2 separate regions of the Homo sapiens genome follow, and region 2 is linked to region 1. A link is an interaction called in ENCODE POLR2A ChIA-PET data of the cell type or tissue named here. Cell type or tissue: OCI-LY7. All regions are shown on one strand. Each heading gives the region's core, and the rest is flanking DNA. Links, peaks and the distances in the headings are about the cores only. Region 1 overlaps TNIP2 (TNFAIP3 interacting protein 2). Region 2 overlaps FAM193A (family with sequence similarity 193 member A).

Region 1 (8,644 bases), core at 645-8,644:
TTCCCGGTCTCTGTCCCTTCTTACCTCAAGTACTAGACACAGAGGCTGGACCCTTCTCCCGCCACTTCTGGGGGAAGCTTGGGCTCCTCCGTGACTTTTCTGAAACTGTTTCTTCACTTGTGGGATGGACTAGTTGAGCCTGCTTCACCTCCTTCATGTAATGTACTGTTTATTTTGGAGGATTCTTTGAAAACGGAAAAGTACAAATTTAAGGCCAGATATTAAAAAATTGTCAGGTCAGATGTGGTGGCTCGTGCCTATAATCCCAGCACTTTGGGAGGCTGAGGCAGGCGGATCACTCAAGTCCAGGACCAGACTGGGCAAAGTGGTGAAACCTTGTCTCTGCAAAAAATACAGAAATTAGCCAGGTACGGTGGCATGCACTTGTAATCCAACTACTTAGGGTGCTGAGGCAAGAGGATCACTTGAGTCTGGGAGGTGGAGGCTACAGTGAACCATGGTGGCACCACTGTACTCCAGCCTGGGTGACAGGGCGAGACCCTATCTCAAAATAAAATTGTCATTTTAAGAACCTTTTTAAATTCTTTAAGAAGTAATTGGGGTTGGGTGTGTTAATTTCCTAGAGCTGCTGTAACAAAGTAACACAAACTGGGGGGCTTCAAGCAACAGAAATTTAATCTTTCACAGTTCTAGAGGCCAGAAGCCAGAAACCAAGGCATCGGCTCTCTCTCAAGGTTCTAGGGAAGGACCCTTCCTCGCCTCTTCAGCTTCCTGTGGGGGCCACCAATCCTTGGTGTTCCTTGGCCTTTATCCACAAGACAAGACGTCACTCCTATCTTTGTTGTCACGTGGTCGTCTTCTCTCTGTGTGTCTGTCCAGACTTCTGTCTGCTTACAAGGACACCAGTCCCGTCCTAATCCATTTTGTCCCCACCTTAACTAATTACATCTGCAAAGACCCTATCTCTAAGTAAGGTTTCATTCCCAGATACCGGGGAATGGGAGGTTTGGTTGTGGACATCTTTTTGGGGTTACCCACCACAGTGGAGTTTCTACCTATCCCATCAAAAAAGTGCTTGGAATTGCCACTTTGATAATTTGATGATAACTGGGTGTGGTGGCTTGAGCCTGTAGTCCCAGCTATTCAGGAGGCTGAGGTGGGAGGATTTGCTTGAGCCTAGGAGTTTAAGACCAGCTTGGGCTATATATAGCGAAACCCTCATCTCAAAAAAACATTTTGATGATATGAAATCTAAAATTATGAACTTGCTTGTGAAAATAGAATTTGGCAGGGCGTGGTGGCTCACACCTGTCATCCCAGCACTTTGGGAAGCCAAGGCGGGTGGATCTCTTGAGCCCAGGAGTTCAAGACCAGCCTGAGCATCACAGCAAAACCCTGTCTCTACAAAATACAAAAAAGTTAACCAGGCACGGTGGCACGTGCCTGTAGTCCCAGCTACTCAGGTTAGGATGGAGAATCGCTTGGGCCTGGGGAGGTCGAGGCTGCAGTGAGCCATGATTGTGCCACTGCACTCTAGCCTGGGTGACAGTGAGACCCTGCCTCAAAAAAAAAAAAAAAAAAATTGCTGGGCGCAGTGGCTCACGCCTATAATCCCAGTACTTTGGGAGGCCAAGGCTGGCGGATCATCTAAGGTCAGGAATTCGAGATTAGCCTGGCCAACATGGTGAAACCCCGTCTCTACTAAAAATATAAAAATTGGGCCAGGCGTGGTGGCTCACGCCTGTAATCCCAGCACTTTGGGAGGCTGAGGTGGGCGGATGCCGAGGTAGGCGGATCATGAGGTCAGGAGATCGAGACCATCCTGGCTAACATGGTGAAACCCCATCTCTACTAAAAATACAAAAAATTAGCTGGGCGTGGTGGCGTGTGCCTGTAGTCCCAGCTACTCGGAAGGCTGAGGCAGGAGAATGGTGTGAACCTCTGAGGCGGAGCTTGCAGTGAGCTGAGATCGCTCCACTGCACTCGAGCCTGAGCGACAGAGCGAGACTCCGTCTCAAAAAAAAAAAAAATTCTTTTAGCTGGGCTTGGTGGTGGGCTCTATAATCCCAGCTACTGAGGAGGCTGAGGTGGGAGAATCGCTTGAACCTGGGAGGTGGAGGTTGCAGCGAGCCAAGATTGTGCCATTGCACTCCAGCCTGGGCAACAGAGTGAAACTCTGTCTCAAAAAAAAAAAAAATTTGAGATGAAGTTTCAGAACAGAACATTGTAGGCTGAAAAACTCCAGAGTTAATAGTTCAAATGCCCAACTTCTGAGTGAGTAATTGTTAGTTCAAACGCCCAACTTCTGAGTGAGTATGTTTGTGTCTGGTGATGGGGCATCCACGCCAGGTCTTCTTTTGCTTTCTGAACATTTGCTCTTGACACTGCTTCTTTTAATTCAGTAAACTGTGCTTTTAAATCTTCCACTTAGGAAATTGAGAGGCTGACTGAGCGACTAGAAGAAAAAGAGAGGGAGATGCAGCAGCTGCTGAGCCAGCCCCAACACGAGCGAGAGAAGGAAGTCGTCCTGCTACGGAGGAGCATGGCAGAAGGGGAGCGCGCCCGGGCCGCCAGTGACGTCCTGTGCCGCTCCTTGGCCAACGAGACCCATCAGCTGCGGAGGACGCTGACCGCCACCGCCCACATGTGTCAGCATCTGGCCAAGTGTCTGGATGAACGACAGCATGCACAAAGGAATGTGGGGGAGAGAAGTCCTGACCAGGTAGGCCACAGTGTAAGCAGAGTGTGGGGAAGACCTCTGTGTGCTGGGAGCATCGCCTACAGGCCCCTGATCACAGAGGTGGGGGGGCGCCCCAGAACCCACTTCTGTTCTCAGTAACGAGAGTCAGCTGACGGGGCAAAGCTCACTCATCCAAGGGTTTCTTTTAAAATGATGGAACATGCAAAATGTAATAGGAAAGCAGGCAGCCACCTCACTGCCCAGCACCAGGCCTGTGGCCGACCCCGCTCCCAGGTGGGAGATGGCACTTGGCTTTCATCTGCCTCAGCTGAGGATGAGGAGGAGGAGCTGAGCCTGGCAGAGCTGCCTGGAGGAAGTGTAGTCACATCCTCCATCCGAGGAAACTGAAGCAGAGCCAGGTGGTACTGCTGGGGATGGGGAGTGCCTCCAGTTCCACACCCCAAACTCCTGGAAGGACCGTGAGTGCCCGCCTTCTTCAGGCTCAGTGTGTCTGAGTGCATGCAGGCACAGCTGGAACCGCCATCTCCAAAGCTGGCTTTAGGCATGTCCTTGCCAGCAGCACGGCCTCCCGCAAGCTTGGAGACCTGGCTCAGGGCCACAGCCTCCTCATCATCAAAGCAAGGGCCGGGGGCAGCGGCACCAAGTGACAGTGAGGGCCAAAGAAGGGTTCGCTGGACCTCCAGGATAGGCTGGATCTGGGCTGTAGCTCTCTGTGGGGTCTAGTGGGAGAGAGAAGGACCGTGGGAGTTTCAGCATCAGGAGAAACCAGGGGGCTCCTAGGCAGAAAAGTAGGGGAGCAGTGGCCCAAGGCATCTGTGTGCCAGGCACCTTCCATCTTGCTGGTGCTTGTGGTGGTCTGTGTGTGGCAGGCAGGGGAATGGAGGCACTCCGTGCACATCTCACCTAGGCTGAGACCCCATCTCACTCGCACTGCCGGGCACAGGGCCTCTCGCTCGGGTCCTTTCTAGGCAGTTCTCTGAGGCAGCACCAAGGTTCATGCAGAAACACACGCGCTGGGATGTTCTGTGGCAGACAGTACATCCCGCACCCATCAGCAGCTTCACCGAGGCGCCCACTGGGGAGAAGGTTGGTCTGAGAACTGCCCACCTCAGCTGGGTGGATTCCAGGCGGGGAACCTCAGAGAGGACACAGCTGCATTCAGAAACCAGAGGAAAAGTGCCGTCTGGGCGGAGGCAGGGTGTTCTGGTCTGATTTTGAGTCACTGTGTCATTTCCCTCTGGGGATTTGAAAGGAGCCACACACAGTGTTGAGCCTGAGGCGGGGGTGGGGCCAGTGGCAGGGTAGGCCCTCATCACAGTCTCTAAATAAGTGTCACTTCTCAGCCCTGAACTCAGCTGAGTCACCCGGGGCTTCCCGGTGTAGGCTGTGTTAGGACGTGCACTTCCTTTGTCATTTGAGGGGAATTCTCAAAAATTATGTCACTGAGATACAGTCAGAATTGTAGGGTACACACGAGTTTCAGGAGACTTTTCATTCAGCTCTGTAGTTGTTAGTGGGGGTTGGTTTGGGTTGTGGCTTCGGTGACTCCTGACCCTGCGTGGGGCAGAGGTTAGATTCCTGTGTCCAGAATCACCTGGTTGAACCCGATTGTCTGCAGACAGGACAGTGTCATGGGCTCCAAAGGAGGTAAGCAGGGTGCATGGCCAGGCCCACCCTGGGCAGCTGGGGGCCCCCTCACTGGAGATCCTCTGGTTTACAATGGGATTCAGCTTCCTGCCTTCCCTGCTGTCTGTGATAATGGCAAATCTCTGGCAATGAGAAGACTTTATCATGTCTGGTGTGCCAATCCCTGCAGACATTATGGCTTTAGAATATTTACATTCCAAATATTTAAAAGACAAACAGCTCAAACTGGTAGGTGGGACGGGATAAGGACAGTGTGAAAGGTGGTGTGGCCTGAAGACCTCCCATCCGGGCTCTGGCCTGGGCCAGGTGGGGTGGGCCTGGGCAGGGAGAAGGTGGTCCCTTGTCCCTGCTTTGCTTCTCTACCAAATGAATGATCACTACCCGCTGCACTGGGGGACGCAGTGATAATCTGTGGCCTCAGCCTCTGGGTCTAGCTTTCTCCCCTCTTGCTGTATGTGACAGAGTGTCTTCTCTCTGTCCCTTCCTCATGCAGTCGGAACACACAGATGGGCACACCTCTGTCCAGAGTGTTATTGAGAAGTTGCAGGAAGAAAATCGACTGTTAAAACAGAAGGTGACTCACGTGAGTGTCTTTCACATTTCGTTTGAGAAGAACACATGGCTTACAAACTGTAAGTGAGGGTTCTTTCCTTGGCTGATGCCCAGAGTCGCCCCCCGCCCTCTGGCCACTAGGACTTGATACACACAGTCCCTAGAGACTGGACTTTTTTGCTTAAAACGACGTACGGGACATGTCCTGTCCATCTCCATCCCCCTAAAATTAATCCACAAGTCAGTAAAGGAGATGCAAGAGTTAGCAGCAGGAGGTCCATTTTCTAAGACAGCAAAGCTGCACCGAGTCCACCTCCGTTCATGCTGCTTGCGTACGGGTGTCATCGTGCTGCCTCAGGATTCTCTAGCGGGCCTAGTGTCTGCTCTCTACAGAACAGGGAGGGGCAGCTTCCATTTAAGAGGAAACTCTCACTCAGCGAATCACTGCTAATACATAATTCACACTGGGTGCTGGCTTGAGCAGCTTTGTCAGCTGCCTTCACCGTGAGCTTTCCGGCTCCACCTCTTCAGGTTGAAGACCTCAATGCCAAGTGGCAGCGCTACAACGCCAGCAGGGACGAATACGTGAGGGGGCTCCATGCGCAGCTCAGGGGGCTGCAGATCCCCCACGAGCCCGAGCTGATGAGGAAGGAGATCTCCCGGCTCAACAGACAGTTGGAAGAGAAAATAAATGACTGTGCCGAAGTGAAGCAGGAGCTGGCGGCCTCCAGGACGGCCCGGGATGCTGCGTTGGAGCGGGTGCAGATGCTGGAACAGCAGGTGTCTGTCCCTCGGGCTCCGGACGGCACTGACCAGATGTCTGCTGGCCGGTGGTGGCCGAAATCATGGGACAGGCTGGGCTGAAGGCTTGGTGGCACTGAGTGGGCAGTGGTCACTGTGGGGGTGGGAGAAGCCTGGTGGGGCGCTTCCTCCTTCCTTGAGCAGAAATGTGTGTCTCGCCTCTCTTCAGATTCTCGCTTACAAGGATGACTTCATGTCAGAAAGGGCCGATCGGGAACGGGCTCAAAGTAGGATTCAAGAACTGGAGGAAAAGGTCGCCTCTTTGCTGCACCAGGTGTCCTGGAGACAGGTAGAGTATGAGGGCGTTTTTCTTCCTGCTTAGGTTTAGTGTTTTTGTTTCTCTTCTCATGAGATTAGAGCCTTTCTGTGTCTGCCAAGGCCCTGATTTGCTGGTGATGAGGGTTGTGGCGAGCCCCTCCCTGCTGTGGGGAGAGCCACCTGGCCTGGTACCTGGGCGTGGTCATGGAAAGCCTCCCTGTTATACTGTTTAGTTATGGAGGAGGCTGGCATGGCGGCCTGTCTTAGCAGAGGTGGCTGTCCTCAGGGCCCGTCCGTCACTGTCATGCAGTCAGAGAGCATATCTCGGGCCTCAAAGTGTGAGCTCCCTACGTGTCCTGACCTGTCTGTGAGACGGGAACCCCGCTTACCTTGTCATGTAGATGTGATGGCCCTGGGTGTCCAGTAACATCCCCAGCTCAGCCTGGCACGTGGAGCTGGGCCTTGCAGGGCAGGGGCCCCTCACCCCACCCCTGGGCTCAGTGCTTTTCCTACCATGGGGTGCCTTGAGGGAGGCCTGGCATGAATGGGAACCGATGAAGTTCCTCAGTGTGTGACCCATGGCCTCTTCCTTCTCCTCACTGACTTGTGCTCTGCAAAAATCCAGGAGAAGTTTATGTAGCTCCTCATCAAGTACCTAACACACTTTTGGCCCTGGGAATAGCCTGGGCCCCACTCAAAGAGCTTCCTCTCCTGGCACAGACTGAACAGTAGTGATGCCTCTTGAGAATCGATGCGTCCCGGGCTGGAGCTAGGACGTCAGCCGTGTTTCAGGGTGTGAACAGGGACCCTGGGGCTGTGAGGCCACCCCCCACTGCCCTGTTCCGAGCAGCCACTGGGCCTCAGTGGTTTCTGCTTCTCCTCCGCATGAAGGGCACGGGAGAGTCATGGTGGACTATGGGACTAACCCTGGGACTAAGTCTGCAGCAGAGGGCTGGACAGGTTTTTCTGGCCTTCATGAATTCAAGGAAGCATGTGATTTGGATTGAAGGAGCACTATTGGTACAATCGTGAGGATGGTCTCAGGCCGCCTCTTGAAGATTTTGGACCAGATGAACTGGTTCCAGACTTGCAGGCCCAGATTCTTACCCCCGGGGGTAAAGTTCCTGGTGGGGCCTGCAGACCTTGTACTAAGTGGCCTCTGGTTCCCTTTCAACAGTAGCCTGTGGCCCCTCGAGGGTTGCTCAGTCCCTAGATGGCACAGCCAGGGACAGTGGTGCTGAAGGCATGGGTGATAAGCTGTAGTCCCACTGGGGAAAGTCCACATTCAGACAGGAAGTGGAAGCACCAAGGCCTGCTGGAATGAAGTTCCCAGGCAAGCAGTGAGGGCCACAGGCTGCAGTGCTTCAGGACGGATGTTTGGAGAACATGTGCCAGATCATGCCAGGTGGTTGGTGGGGCCAAGCCAGGGACACCTCTTGCTGCTACTGAAGGACCCCCTGAGCCCCAGAGTGCTCAGCACCCCCAGGCCCCACAGAGGAGGTGCAGAGTAGGGTTGGTACTCAGTTTGCCCAGCTCCCCACCAGAGGCTCTGCCACCTCCACTCTGTGGTGGCCTGTGGGCCACGTCATCAGGGCCACCTTCTCAGTCAGGTCTCCTGGGGCCGATAGGTCCAACTGAACAGGACTTCCACCAAGGGGCTGGGGGGTGGACCACGCCAGGGCCTACTTCTTCATGAGCACATGACGGAGCGTGTGTGTGATCCTCAGTCATTCACTGAGCGCCCCCTTGTCTGGGCTCTGGGGCGCAGCAGGAAGCAAAGTGAGGGGCTGAAGTTCCGCTCAGGGATAGGTGAAGTGCCTCTGGTTGCTGGAACCTGAGACCTGGCTTTGTGACCGTCAGCACAGCCCACGTATATACACCCTTGCCTTTTCTCCAGGATTCTCGAGAGCCAGACGCCGGCCGGATTCACGCTGGGAGCAAAACTGCCAAGTATTTGGCCGCCGACGCATTAGAGCTTATGGTGCCTGGTGGCTGGAGGCCTGGGACTGGGTCCCAGCAGCCAGAACCCCCTGCAGAGGGCGGGCATCCTGGCGCGGCCCAGAGAGGCCAGGGGGACCTTCAGTGCCCTCACTGCCTGCAGTGCTTCAGTGACGAGCAAGGGGAAGAGCTCCTCAGGCATGTGGCTGAGTGCTGCCAGTGACCGAGACTCACCCGTGCCCTTGCGGCCTCCTGGCCCGGTGCAGCTGCCCTCAGGGACAGGGTGGGTGCTCTCAGATGCCATGGGTTGAGCTCTACTGAGAGCCAAGGCCCCTAGAATAGTTGCGGGGCACTCTGATCGTTCACTTTGGTCCCTTTGGCTATGGAACAGGCTGGGTCACAGGGAACTGCCAGTGAGGCTGGAGGCTGGAGGTGGAGATGGGGTCAGGAACATCTGGCAGAGGGAGGTCCCAGTCTGTGTCTCCATCAGGCTTAAGCCAGAGCTATCTGGTGCTGGTGTGCCAGCCCCTCCCCCAGCCTGCCTAGAAAGGGGTGGCTGCCTGAGGGAGTCACTTGTATGGTCCCCAGGGTGGGAGCCCCATCCTGTTCTATGGAATAAAGCGTCGCCTCTCTGCCTCGAACCAGTCAAATGGAGTATTGCGGCTGCACGTCACACTAGGGTGGCCACCCCCGCCATTGCGAGCCACATGTCTGCACTGAGAAACTGCATTTCAGTAGCATTTGTCATCCAGCCGGAAGTTAAAGCACACTTACTTTATTCACCTA
Region 2 (12,838 bases), core at 2,951-10,950, 120 kb after region 1:
GGTTTACCACTAAGAAAGCACCCAAAACTGATGCTCAGCCCTCTCGCCATGTGATGCCCTGTACCACCTTTGGACTCTGTTCAGAGTCCAAGTCCCCACCTGCAAGAAAGCTCTCACCAGATGTGGCCCCTCAAACTTAGACTTCTCAGCCTTCCTAACCATGAGAAATAAATTCCTTTTCTTTATTAAAAGAAAGAAAGCACCCAAAACTAGCACCCAAATACAGTTAAGTATTATTTAATAATAAAGTTTAAGTGATGAAAAACTCCATAGACTATTAGTAACAGTCAAGGAAGCTTTGAGGGCTTGTCTCTGGTCTCCTTCCAAAGCGTGGGGGCACTGAGGCTGTTGAGGATTGACCGCAGCCTACTTGTAACCATATTTCTATACCATGCTCCTTCCACCCAATGTAGTGATTCCTCTTTTGAGGCAACCGGACCCATCTGTGTGTCTCTTTTGTTAGGACTGTCAGATCCCCATTGGCAAGGATGGTGATAGGGCCTGTCTTGAGACTGCAAGCAGATCCTTAACTCAGTGCTGGCTTGCTGAGTGCATGCATGCCTGCATGAATGAATGAACGCCACTGGGCGGTAAACAAGCTGTTCTCTACAGCCTTCATGCTCTTCATGGGCATTTCACCTAATACCAGCTCTGTCTACAGCAACGAAAGAATGAACAACCTAAGTAAGACACCGGAGATTTCTCTGTCTCCTTATAAAGGCACACATCAGTGCTCCCCTCACACTGCCCCCATGCCTCGTTCCCTGGGCCTCAAGGTCCTCCAAACAGTACTACCATGAGGTGTCACCTGCTTATCAATCCACCCAATGCTTTTATCCAGTGGCAAAGTCCAGAGGAAAGACAAAGAGGAGAGGAAACAGGTCCTCTCCCGTAGAGAAGAGGGGCCTATCACAGTGTGTGGGGGTGTGACAGCGAGGTCGGCACACATGCGTGAGAAGCTTCCTCTTGCCACATGCTTCTCTTCAGCTCATCCAAACAGAAAGAAAAACACGTTTTCTCTCTTACCAGAGTGCCAAGGAAGGTGCTGATGGAGCGTGCGGCCTGGCAGAGGGCGCCGTACTCCTCAAGCAGGAGGGAGATGAACTGGTGCGCTTGCGGCGGGCCCTGCAGGCCAGATGGTGCCTTCACCTTGGCCGCAGCCGACAGCTGCCGGAGCAGGCGGACCTTCATCTCCAGCACATACTCTCGAGCTTGCTGTTCCAGACGCTGGTACAGCTGGTAGGGGTCCCTCTCGCAGAGCCTGCACAGAGAAGAGGGTCACCAGGGCCTGCCCACCAGGGCCCATGGGTGCTCTGATGTCAGTGAGCATCTTTTCTGAAGCCCTTCCACAGGTGGCCACCTCTAGATGACCACACAGTCACCTTCCTCATAACCACCTGTGAGAAGCACAATCACCCCACCTAATGGATGGGGAATCCGGGGCACAGAGTGTCACTAGGGAACAGCAAGTGACATTTATTGAGCTTTCTCTGTACAGCACTGTCCGTGCACGTGCACTAATTCAGTTCGCTGTGTGTGGGTTCAGTGCCTGCTTTACAGAGGGGACATTTTGGCCCACACAGGTTGGGTGACTTGCGTAAACTCACACAGCTGGAAGAGCACGCTACCACTTCTCAGCAGCTGGCCCCAGACAACATGCTCAGACACGAGGCTGGGGACAACTCTTTTAAAGGCTTATATGTTAACAAGTAAAAAGCACTGATCCCAGGAGAGGTGCCACCTGGCTGCAGATCTGCGGCAGCCTGCTCTTTCCTTCTTTCTAGAAGTTCAGTGTACAATCCAAATGGGTTTGTATTAGGCTTATCAAAAGAGGAAACTTTAGACACAGTTTATCTTTTTTTTTTAACAATTATCCCACCAAAAAAGCAATAAAGGTGTGTAAAATAAAATTTGTAGGCTGAAGAGTAGGAAAAAAAAAATACATGCAACATGACTAAGCCACAAATGCAATGAGCATTTTCATGAATTTCAGGCCAAACTTTGGGATAATCCATTATTTTTGACACAAATGTGTATGATAATCCACATTTTTTTTTTTTTTTTGAGATGGAGTCTCACTCTGTCGCCCAGGCTGGAGTGCAATGGTGTGATCTCGGCTCACTGCAAGCTCCACCTCCTGGGTTCACACAGTTCTCCTGCCTCAGCCTCCCGAATAGCTGGGACTACAGGTGCCCGCCACCACGCCCGGCTAATTTTTTGTATTTTTAGTAGAGACGGGGTTTCACCATGTTAGCCAGGATGGTCCCGATCTCCTGACCTTGTGATCCGCCCGCCTTGGCCTCTCAAAGTACTGGGACTTACAGGCGTGAGCCACCGCACCCGGCCGATAATGCACATTTTAAAACGTATTCTACAGTACTGGCATTGCTATGGTTAAATTTAATTGTATTTTAATCCAGGAGCCTCTAGATGGAAACCTAAAACCACTGATGTAATAATAAAAATTCGTCCATAACCCATCACCAGGAGAAACCAGTTTGAGTTCATCACTCTAACAGAAATGAGTTGTAAAATGTATTAAACTACAGCTCCTGGATTTTACATAGTAAATCCTTTCACCTACATACCATATTATGTCAAAAGAAAAGAAAGTTGTCACCTGTTCTATTTTTAAATTGCCATATTACCTAGGCTATAAAAGACAAGTGCCAAGTAAAATCTTGCAATGGAACATGTGAAGCCTTATGGAAAATGTGGATTAAAAAAATAGTGTAGATGGATGGGATTCCTATTATGGTTAGTATATTTCAGACAGACATTAATTTTTTGAGCATGACAACTGTCATTTCAACTACTAGTATAAAAAACTGTCCTCTGAAACAGAATGCATTTCATCTATTAAAATAAAGCCACAGAAGGTCAAATTTTGACAGAGACAACCAAACTTAGAAGCAGACTGGACACCCACGTCACTGTTCTCTTAGCATGTCGGACTTAGATCTCTTTTTTTTTTTTGTCTATTTCTGTATTTTATAAATTTAAGGAAATAACCATGTGATACTTTTGCAAACAGATTTTTTTTTAAGTTATATAAAAAGAAGGCAGCGGGGCAGGGTGCAGTGGCTCACGCCTATAATCCCAGCACTTTGGGAGGCGAGATTGAGACCATCCTGGCTAACACGGTGAAACCCTGTCTCTACTAAAAATACAAAAAATTAGCCGGGCATGGTGTCAGGCGCCTGTAGTCCCAGCTACTCGCGAGGCTGAGGCAGGAGAATGGCATGAACCCGCCAGGCGGAGCTTGCAGTGAGCCAAGACTGCGCCACTGCACTCCACCCTGGGTGACAGAGCGAGACTCCGTCTCAAAAAAAAAAAAAAAAAGAGAGAGACAGCAATATGCTGAAGAAGCTAGGAAGCTCATTCGCTAACTCACACACACATTCAACAGATGCGGGCACATCAACTACACACTGGCTGCTACTCTAAAGTACTGAAGTTGCAATGTTAATAAGCTGTGAAGTCATGGGTTTGACGTGAAGGTTATACATTTTTTCCTAATACTCACTAGGAAACCTAACTTTGTTGTTTTTTTGTGTTTTTCTTTGGATTTTACTCTGTTGCCCAGGCTGGTGTGCAGTGGAGCGATCCTAGCTCAGTGCAGCACCGAACTCCTGGGCTTAAGAGCTCCTCCTGCCTCAGCCTCCCAAGCAACCGGGACCACAAGTGTGCTTCATCACACCTGGCTAATTTTTTTTATTTTGTGTAGAGACAAGTCACTATGTTGCCCAGGCTAGTCTTGAACTCTTGGGCCCAAGCAATCCTCCCGAAGTGCTGGGATTACAGGTGTGAGCCACCACGCTTGGCTGGAAACCTAACTTCTAATAAAAGCACATACCACAGAGAGGGACCTCATGCAATACCAGTGGCTCACAGGTCAAACCCTGAAAATACTTGGCTGAATTCAATGAGTTAACCTAATCTATGGCTAATCACTATCCCTGCCTCCAGGAAAGAATCTACTGCACAGCAAACATCAGTTTATAAAACTCCCGGCGGGGCGCGGTGGCTCACGCCTGTAATCCCAACACTTTGGGAGGCTGAGGCAGGTGGATCACAAGGTCAGGAGTTCAAGGCCAGCCTGGCCAAGATGATGAACCCTGTCTCTACTAAAAATACAAAAATTAGCTGGGCGCAGCCGGGTGTGGTGGCTCACACCTGTAATCTCAGCACTTTGGGAGGCCGAGGCGGGCAGATCACAACGTCAGGAGATCAAGACCATCCTGGCTAACATGGTGAAACCCCATCTCTACTAAAAATACAAAAAATTAGCTGGGCGTGGTAGTGGGTGCCTGTAGTCCCAGCTACTCGGCAGGCTGAGGCAGGAGAACGGCGTGAACCCAGGAGGCAGAGCTTGCAGTGAGCCCAGATTGCGCCACTGCACTCCAGCCTGGGCGACAGAGCGAGACATCGTCTCAAAAAAAAAAAAAAAATTAGCTGGGCACAGTGGCAGGCGCCTGTAATCCCAGCTACTCAGGAGGCTGAGGCAGGAGAATCACTTGAACTCAGGCAGCAGAGGTTGCAGTGAGCTGAGATTACACCACTGCACATCAGCCTGGGCGACAGAGTGAGACTCCATCTGAAAAAAAAAAAAAAAAAAAAGCCTCCCAAATGTGCTGCATTCAAAATGTGAGAAAGAAACCCAAATGAGAATCAACCCATGAAATGGCCATCTCAAATAAGTTGCTTTCATTTGAAACATTTCAAAAAACATAAAAATATGTTATGTTGCCGGACGCAGTGGCTCACGCCTGTAATCCCAGCACTTTGGGAGGTCAAGGCAGGTGGATTATGTTAGAGACCAACCTGACCAACATGGTGAAACCCCATCTCTATTAAAAATACAAAAATTAGCCGGGCACAGTGGTGGGCACCTGTAATCCCAGCTACTCTGGAGGCTGAGACATAAGAACAGCTTGAATGCGGGAGGCAGGGGTTGCAGTGAGCCAAGATCACGCCATTGGACTACAGCCTGGCTGACAGAGCAAGACTCCATCTCAAAAAAAAAAAAAAAAAAAGTTACATCAAACTATAAGGAAGAATAAAAATTATGGCCACCTCAAATTCTGTGTGGTTACTGAGCATAAGGTATCTGCTGAAGAACGGCTGCGGCATCATGAGAAACAGCCACACGGCCAGGCACGCCTCAGCTGTCTTGGCCTCATGAACCACAGGCACATACACAAGCTACCCAACCTCACAGAGCCCCCATTTTTTCACTTCATAAATGGGCTAACTCGGCCTTTCTCCTTGGGTTGATAAAGGCAAGAGTGCTTGTAAAAGTACTCTGCATCATCCCTGGCACAGGGGGACTCAAAAAGGAAGGTATTATTATCAGTCTTCACACAAACAAGTGACAGAAACATTTCTTGTGTAATTATACAGGCAATAGCGTTTCATCAAAATCAGAAAAATTCAAGACGTTTGACCTAGGGGGCTCACTTTTGCCAGTTCATCTGCTGCAGTCTTGACAGGCACCAAAGGCTAAGCAAACCCAGCTGAGCACTGTAAGGAAAGCCCATCCTGAAAGGAGTGGCTCCAAGTGCAGCAGGGAGGGCAGGGGTTTGCATGGGGCCACAACAGGAAAGGGCAGTATGTACCTATCCACGAGCTCCTTCACTCCCTCCTTGTCAGGCACCAGAGACTGGTCCTGGTCATCTGCCAGCGGGGTTCCTGCCTGGCGGTAGATGCAGCGCACCGTGTAGCGCACTTCTGACCAGTAGTTCTGCAGCTGCTGAGGTTCCCGGTCCGCCTCTGCCGAAATTTCTCTGTGAGACAACACAGGAAGGTTAGAAAGTCACCACAATCTGCTGCCCTTCCTCACCTAGCACACTGTCCTCAGAGGACCTCCCAGGCTCTTGCACCTTGCCCAGCTCCCAGGAGCCGGCAATCAGGCTGCTGTCAGTGCAGGGGGGTGATGGCATCCCCAGCACAGCTCCTAGGGTGCACTCTGCGTAAGATCTTAGCCACTGCACAGATGACAGGAGCATCTGTGGCTAATGTCCACAATTAGGGTACCCACATCCCCACTGCTGACCTGGCCTTCACCTCCAAGGTACTTAATGGGCAGCTTTGCCCCCACCCTTTGGCCCCCACTTGGCTACATGCATTCCTTCCTGAGCCAGAGCACAGAGCATTTTTAGATGTGCTCCTGGGCTGGGCATGGTGGCTCATGCCTGTAATCCCAGCACTCTGGGAGGTGAAGACGGGCTAATCGTTTGAGTCCAGGAGTTTGAGACCAGCCTGGGCAACATGGCGAAGCCCCATCTCTATAAAATATACAAAAATTAGCCCGACATGGTGGTGCGCGCCTGTAGTCCCAGATACCGGGACTGAGGTGGGAGGATCACTTGAGCCTGGAAGGCGGAGGTTGTGGTGAGCGGAGATCACGCCACTGCCCTCCGGCCTGGGGGACAGAGCCAGACCCTGTCTCAAAAAAAAAAAAAAAAAAAAAAAAAGATGAGCTCCAGGGCTCTCCCCTCAGCCACTGAGAAGCAGCCAGTCAGGCTCTCCCCCATCGCTCCTCTCATTCACTGAGGCTGCTCTTAGATTCTGATTATTTAAGGACTCCTTCTCTTGTTCTGAGGATGCTTCCTAGTGCCAGTTCCTCAAGAGCAACAGTTTTTGTCTTACTCATATGGTTCTTTCTCTCAATAGCGAAGCAACTGCCTTACTCTTGTTGCTGTCTGTCACATTAGCCCAGTTTCTCCGTCCAGCTCCAATATGCAGGTCTGCATGTCATTGTGGACAGGTGTGAGCAACGTGGCACACACGTCACATACCTGCGCTCACTGCAGGCCTCGCACGAGCATGCGGTGTCTGAAGGCAGCGTCTGTGCACCCAGAGCGAGCCTCCCACCACTGCCGGCCTCTGGCTGGGAGCCACCAAGCGAGGAGTGAAGAAGAAAATCTTGGCTCTGTTTTAAAAAGAGAACAGAATAGACCAGTTATGTTAAAATGTTCACGGCATCAATTTTTTATTAACTGTTCAGGAAAAATGCCTTTTAAAAAACTGTAAAACCTAAACATTGAAAAGAAACTATCTTGGCCAGATACAGTGGCTCACACTTGTAATCTCAGCACTTTGGGAGTCTGAGGTGGGTGGATCGCTGGGCAACATGGTGAAACACCACTGCTACAAGAAATACAAAAAATAGGCCGGGCGTGTTGGTGCCCGCCTGTAGTCCCAGCTACCCAGGAGGCTGAGGTGACAGGATCACTTGAGCCTGGGAAGTTGAGGCTATAGTCAGCCGTGATCATGCCCCACTGCACTCCTGTCTGGGTGACAGAGACATTGTCACACAGACACACACATACATACAAAAAGGAAACAATTCGGCTGGGCATGGCGGTTCACGCCTGTAATCCCACCATTTTGGGAAGCCGAGATGGGAGGACCACTTGAGCCCAGACGTTTGAGACCAGCCTGGGTAACACAGCAAGACCTCATCTCTATATAAATTTTTTTAAAAAGTTTAAAAATTAATTTATATTAAATTTAAAAAGGAACAGTTTTACTCCCACTGTCCTAATCAGCACACACAATGACCACCTCAGTGGGCACCTCTGGAAAGTGATATGCCCACGGTTGCCTGAGACAGCACATGGTAGAAACCTAGTGGCCTCTCTGAGCCTTGCATCAAGCAGCCGGGGCAGAGGCCTCTCCGTCCTGGGGAATCCCATAGCCTGCACTGCCTGCTCTGAGGAACAAGGAGGCTTAAGAAAGAGAACACTTGGCCGGGGGCAGTGGCTCACGCCTATAATCCCAGCACTTTGGGAGGCCGAGGCAGGCGGATCACCTGAGGTCAGGAGTTCAAGACCAGCCTGACCCACACGGTGAAATCCGTCTCTTCTAAATACACAAAAATTAGCCAGGCATGGTGGGGCACGCCTGTAATCTCAACTACTCGGGAGGCTGAGGTTGCAGTGAGCCGAGATCGCGCCACCGCACTCCAGCCTGAGAAACAGACCGAGACTTTGTCTCAAAAAAAAAAAGAGAGAGAGAACATTGGGCAAAGACCTTCCTATGTCCCACGCCAAAAGGATTTCACCAACAACAACTAGAGAACACAACACAACCCTAGGTTCCTCCTCCCGCTCAGTTACCCTTCCATCGGCACCAAGGCTCCTTCTAGAAGAGGCCCTGAGAAGGACTCTGCTCCTTGGGAACAGGGGCTCAGGGCTCAGGTCTCAGAGCTGAGGGTGCCCACAGGGTGATGCAGGGTGCTAGAGAGCCTTCCCCAGGCTCATGACAGGGGCTGCCAGCTCCATAATCATTGCATCCCCCTGACCCCCACAGCATGAGGAAAAGAAATACAGTCACAAGAGAGACTTCCAGAAAGGAATTCACCTAAGTCTTGAGTATTGCACTATTCCCACTCTGGTCCCCACAAGGAAAAGTGTGCTCTCCTCACCAACCCCTCCCCCAGTCAAGCATGAAGCCACTGAGACAAGCCCCCAGAGAGACGGGTGGTGGCCTGTGGCAAGGAGCCTGGGGCTCACCCTGGGCTGGACTTGGCAAGGTCTGTTCAGATGCTTGCACTACCCCAGTCTGCTGCTGAGCCAAGCACAAGGAAACTCCCAAGGGCCTGTGGCAGGTGCTGTGGAGTTGGGTCACACAGACACTGGTGCAGGCCTTGCAGGTAAGACCCTGCAGCAGAAAAGCCTGAGCGTTGCTAAGTGGGCAGAGGATTAAGACAGCAGGGGACCGGCCAGGCGCGGTGGCTCACGCCTGTAATCCCAGCACTTTGGGAGGCCAAGGCGGGCAGATCACGAGGTCAAGAGATCGAGACCCTTCTGGCCAACATGGTGAAACCCTGTCTCTACTAAAAAAGCACAAAAATTAGCTGGGTGTGGTGGCGCTCGCCTGTAGTCCCAGCTACTCGGGAGGCTGAGGCAGGAGAATTGCTTGAACCCGAAGGCAGAGCTTGCAGTGAGCCGAGATCGCGCCACCGCACTCCAGCCTGGTGACAAAGCAAGACTCCGTCTCAAAAAAAAAAGACAGCAGGGGACCCAGCTCAGCTGCCGCCAGCACACAGGAGGGTAAGAGCTTGTGTCATCCTGAAAGAATCCCACCCCAAATAGGTCCTGCTGGGGAAGCAGACCCCAGAATTACACCATGAGGGAAGGGGGGCAGAGTGCGGGACAGCAGTGGTAGGGGGTTGGGGGCAGGCTGGTTGTGTCACACAGTTTCCACTAGACAGTCCAGCACGAAGTCCCTACCAAGGTCTCAGAAGTGCCCAAAGGTCTGAATGTTTTGCTCTGTTCTGAATGTTTGTGCCCCCGCCCGCCCCCGTTCATAAGTTGAAATTTTAACCCCTAAGGTAATGTATCAGGAAGTAGGGCCTTTAGGTGGTGATTAGGTCATGAGGTCGGAGTCTTCGTGAATGGAATTAGTGTCCTTTTATAAAGAAGGCCCCAGAGAGCTGCCACATCCTTCCACCGCACGAGGACAGAGAGAGGGCACCAGCTATGAACCAAAGCTTGGCCCTTCCCAGGCACCAATCTGCCAGCACCTTGATCTTAGACCTTCCAGCCCTCCAGACTATAAGATATAAATGTCCGCTGTTTACAAGCAGCTTAGCCCATGGCATTTTGTTGCAGCAGCCTGAGCATGCTAAAGCAGCACCCCCGCCACCAACAAGAAAGAGCCAGCAACCACTGGGCCACCCATTAGGACCACAGGCCTAGCGCTAGTGGGCCAAAAAGAACCTAGACAACCCAGCAGAGAACAAAGACCCCCAAGTCTCCGCTCCAGTGCCCCTTCTCCATCCTGGAGGAACAGGACAGGCATAAGGAAGCAGGACATACACCACCGCCCTCTGCCCTTGGGGACTCCTGCCATCACTTAACATGAGGGGAAGAGGCTTTGAATTAATTAGATGAGACATTTAGGTTTTTTTTTTTTTTTTTTTTTTTTTTGGAGACAGGGTCTCGCTCTATCACCCAGGCTGGAGTGCAGTGGTGCAATCTCAGCTCACTGCAACCTCCGCCTCCCAGGCTCAAGCAATCGTCTCACCTCAGCCTCCTGAGTAGCTGGGACCAAAGGCATGCGCCACCACACCTGGCTTAATTTTTCGTATTTTTGGTAGACACAGGGCTTCGCCATGTTGCTCAGGCTGGTCTCAAACTCCTGAGCTCAAGTGATCCGCCCACCTTCATTTCCCAAAGTGCTGGGATTACAGGCGTGAGCCACCACACTAAGCCACATTTAGGTTTTTATGTAGACTGGACCTGAGTACCTGAAAATGTGGTTATTCCAATACCAAAAGTGGCTGGAAGGCCATGGAGTTCTGACTGAAGAGGCATGGTAGGGCAAGGAGAGGGCAGTGGTAGAAGAGGCTGTTCCCTAAGCGAGTCCGTTCCCTTCAACAAGCGAGGTTCACGCTCTCCTCCATCCCACGCCCATCTAACAGCAAAGTTGTCCACTCCACCTCAATCCTAAGCACCTCCACAATCCACCCATTCTTCCTCCGCTGCTTCCAACCCAGTCTAAGCCATCATCACCTACCTCTTGCCTGCACAGCTGCACTGGCTCTCTCTAGTGGCACACCTATTTCCGTATGTACTAATCATCCATTCTCCAAGCAGCAGCAGAGTGAGATCACAGAGCTCCCTACATAAAACCTCTGTTCTCCTCCACTTCACTTAGGAGCAAACACCGTATTTCTTACCACAGCTTTCAAGGTTGCTCAGGTCAAAGTTCTGCTTTTAAGTCACTGCCCTTGCTCCCTTTGCCTCGTACCCTTAGTCAGTGAGCCTCTGATTGGCTTCTGGTAGACTGTAGAATACTGTCCCATCAGGCCTCAGCAAAAAGATCACCTACTGAGGGAGGCTGGTTGAGTCAATTAATTTTTTTGCCTCTCAACTCCAAATCCACCCTTCTTCGCCACACTTACAATGAAGGAGCTGCACCCTGTAAACATTTCTCCTCTGCCAGCAGGTAGGTACAATGTGTGGTCCTATGGGTGGAGGGTACTACAGGGACGGTGAAGAAGAAGGGGTCTCCCTCCAGGTTCCTGTGCTTTTCTCATCTTGCTCTTACCCTGAGGCAGCTCCTCATCAGTGGTGTGTGGGGGACTGAGAGGCACGCACTCTCCAGCACTCAGTCCCAGCCTGCAGGACCTCAGGGAGCCTCTCTGCTACCCAGTGGGGCATAATGACACCCCCTCCATGTCAGGGCCTCTTCCAAGTTTGTTCCTTTCTTGAGTCCCCTCCCTAAGCTCCCGTTAGTGGCTGCTCCCTAAATCTGCCCCGGCCATATTCTTTAGCATTCACTTCACGGATCTGGGTGGCTGACCTGTCGCTACTTGTTAATTACTTTTTTTTTTTTTTTTTTTTTTGAGACGGAGTTGCAGTCTTCTTGCCCAGGCTGGAGTGCAATGCTGTGATATCGGCTCACTGCAAACTCCGCCTCCTGGGTTCAAACGATTCTCCTGAGTAGCTGGGATTACGGGAGCCCACCACCACCCCTGGCTAATTTTTGTATTTTTAGTAGAGACGGGGTTACACCACGTTGACAAGGCTGGTCTCCCAACTCCTGACCTCAGGCGATCCCGCCTGCCTCAGCCTCCCAGAGTGCTGGATTACAGGCATGAGCCACACACCCTGCCACTTGCTAATTATTCTTTATGTTAAAAATGTGTTTGTTCTGATTATGAGCGCGGTGCCCATCTCCTGAGCTCTAGCTTACCCATCAACCTAAACACCCCAGTTAATCTCCTCTATTAAACTGCTATCTGAAATCCTGGTGTTCTACTGTGTTCTTGTTTTTTTATGTGTCTTCAACACTGGAATTCATGGTTCATGAGAGCCAGAACCTATCTACTTGCTCACTATGGTACATCAGTGCCTATCATCATGGCTGGAACGCAGTACACTCAGAAAAGCAATCAAGAACTTGGGAAAGCAACATTTCCTGGAGACAAGACATGAAAGTAAGTCTTAAAATAGGGTACATGATGACTACATATTAAATCCTTAAATGTGTCCCATTATAGCACTCATCATATACAGATTTAACCTCAGTCATGTTTCACCCAAGTCTAACACAATTTAAAAGAAAAATAACAAAATCCAGCAATTAACAATGTAAAATTCACAATGTCCAGCATCCAGTAACGAAACCAAAAGCAGGACAATGACTCCTAAGAAGGAGGAAAAGCCAATCAATAGAAACAGATCCCCCAGGCCAGGTGCAGTGGCTCACGCTTGTAATCCCAGCACTTTCAGAGGATGAGGCGAGTGGATCACTTGAGGTCAGGTGTTCGAGACCAGCCTCACCAAGATGGCAAAATCCCAACTCTACTAAAAATACAAAATGTAGCCAGGCATGGAGGCACAAGCCTGCAATCCCAGCCACTCGAGAGGTTGAGGCAGGAGAATTGTTTGAACCGAGGAAGGGGAGGGGAGGTTGCAGTGAGACTAGATCGTGCCACTGCACTCCAGCCTGGGTGACAGAGAGAGACATTGTCTCAAAACAATAAAAGAAAGAAAGAAAGAAATTCCCCAGTCCAGCCACGGTGGCTCACGCCTATTATCCCAGCACTTTGGGAGGCAGAGGCGGGCGGGACCACCTGAGGTCAGGAATTCGAGAGCAGCCTGGCCAACATGAGGAAACCCCATCTCTACTAAAAATACAAAAATTACCCCACCTCTACTAAAAATACAAAAATTAGTATTTTTAGCTCTACTAAAAATACAAAAATACAAAAATTAGCATGGTGGCACGTGCCTGTAATCCCAGCTACTCAGGAGGCTGAAGCAGGAGAATCGTTTGAACCCAGGAGGCGGAGGTTGCAGTGAGCCGAGATTACACCACT

The links. Peaks named below come from ENCODE experiments on the same cell type or tissue, not always from the same donor. Only the 100,000 strongest peaks of a DNase experiment are listed, where the experiment ranks them.
Region 2: POLR2A ChIA-PET joins it to region 1 with 9 read pairs; 2 of 35 experiments call an interaction of 5 or more read pairs at or near these places.

What each region holds. Positions count from the first base shown.
Region 1 is chr4:2,741,694-2,750,337 of GRCh38, reverse strand. It overlaps TNIP2 (TNFAIP3 interacting protein 2), which reads left to right. Exons shown (of 6, transcript NM_024309.4): 2 at 2,393-2,683; 3 at 4,803-4,892; 4 at 5,393-5,641; 5 at 5,832-5,951; 6 at 7,818-8,644. The coding sequence ends at 8,081. Among named protein-coding and RNA genes, the nearest start is that of TNIP2, 10 kb to the left of the region's middle. RefSeq lists enhancers at 2,501-2,550, 3,961-4,400, 4,996-5,496. In OCI-LY7, for the core only: no CTCF peak of the experiment used is centred there; DNase peaks (open chromatin) are centred at 1,917 and 3,907; H3K27ac peaks cover 1,888 bases.
Region 2 is chr4:2,619,358-2,632,195 of GRCh38, reverse strand. FAM193A (family with sequence similarity 193 member A) reads right to left here. Exons shown (of 21, transcript NM_001366318.2): 3 at 6,801-6,934; 4 at 5,619-5,786; 5 at 1,027-1,261. Among named protein-coding and RNA genes, the nearest start is that of FAM193A, 89 kb to the right of the region's middle. RefSeq lists enhancers at 703-1,202, 1,203-1,704, 7,688-8,482. In OCI-LY7, for the core only: no CTCF peak of the experiment used is centred there; no DNase peak of the experiment used is centred there.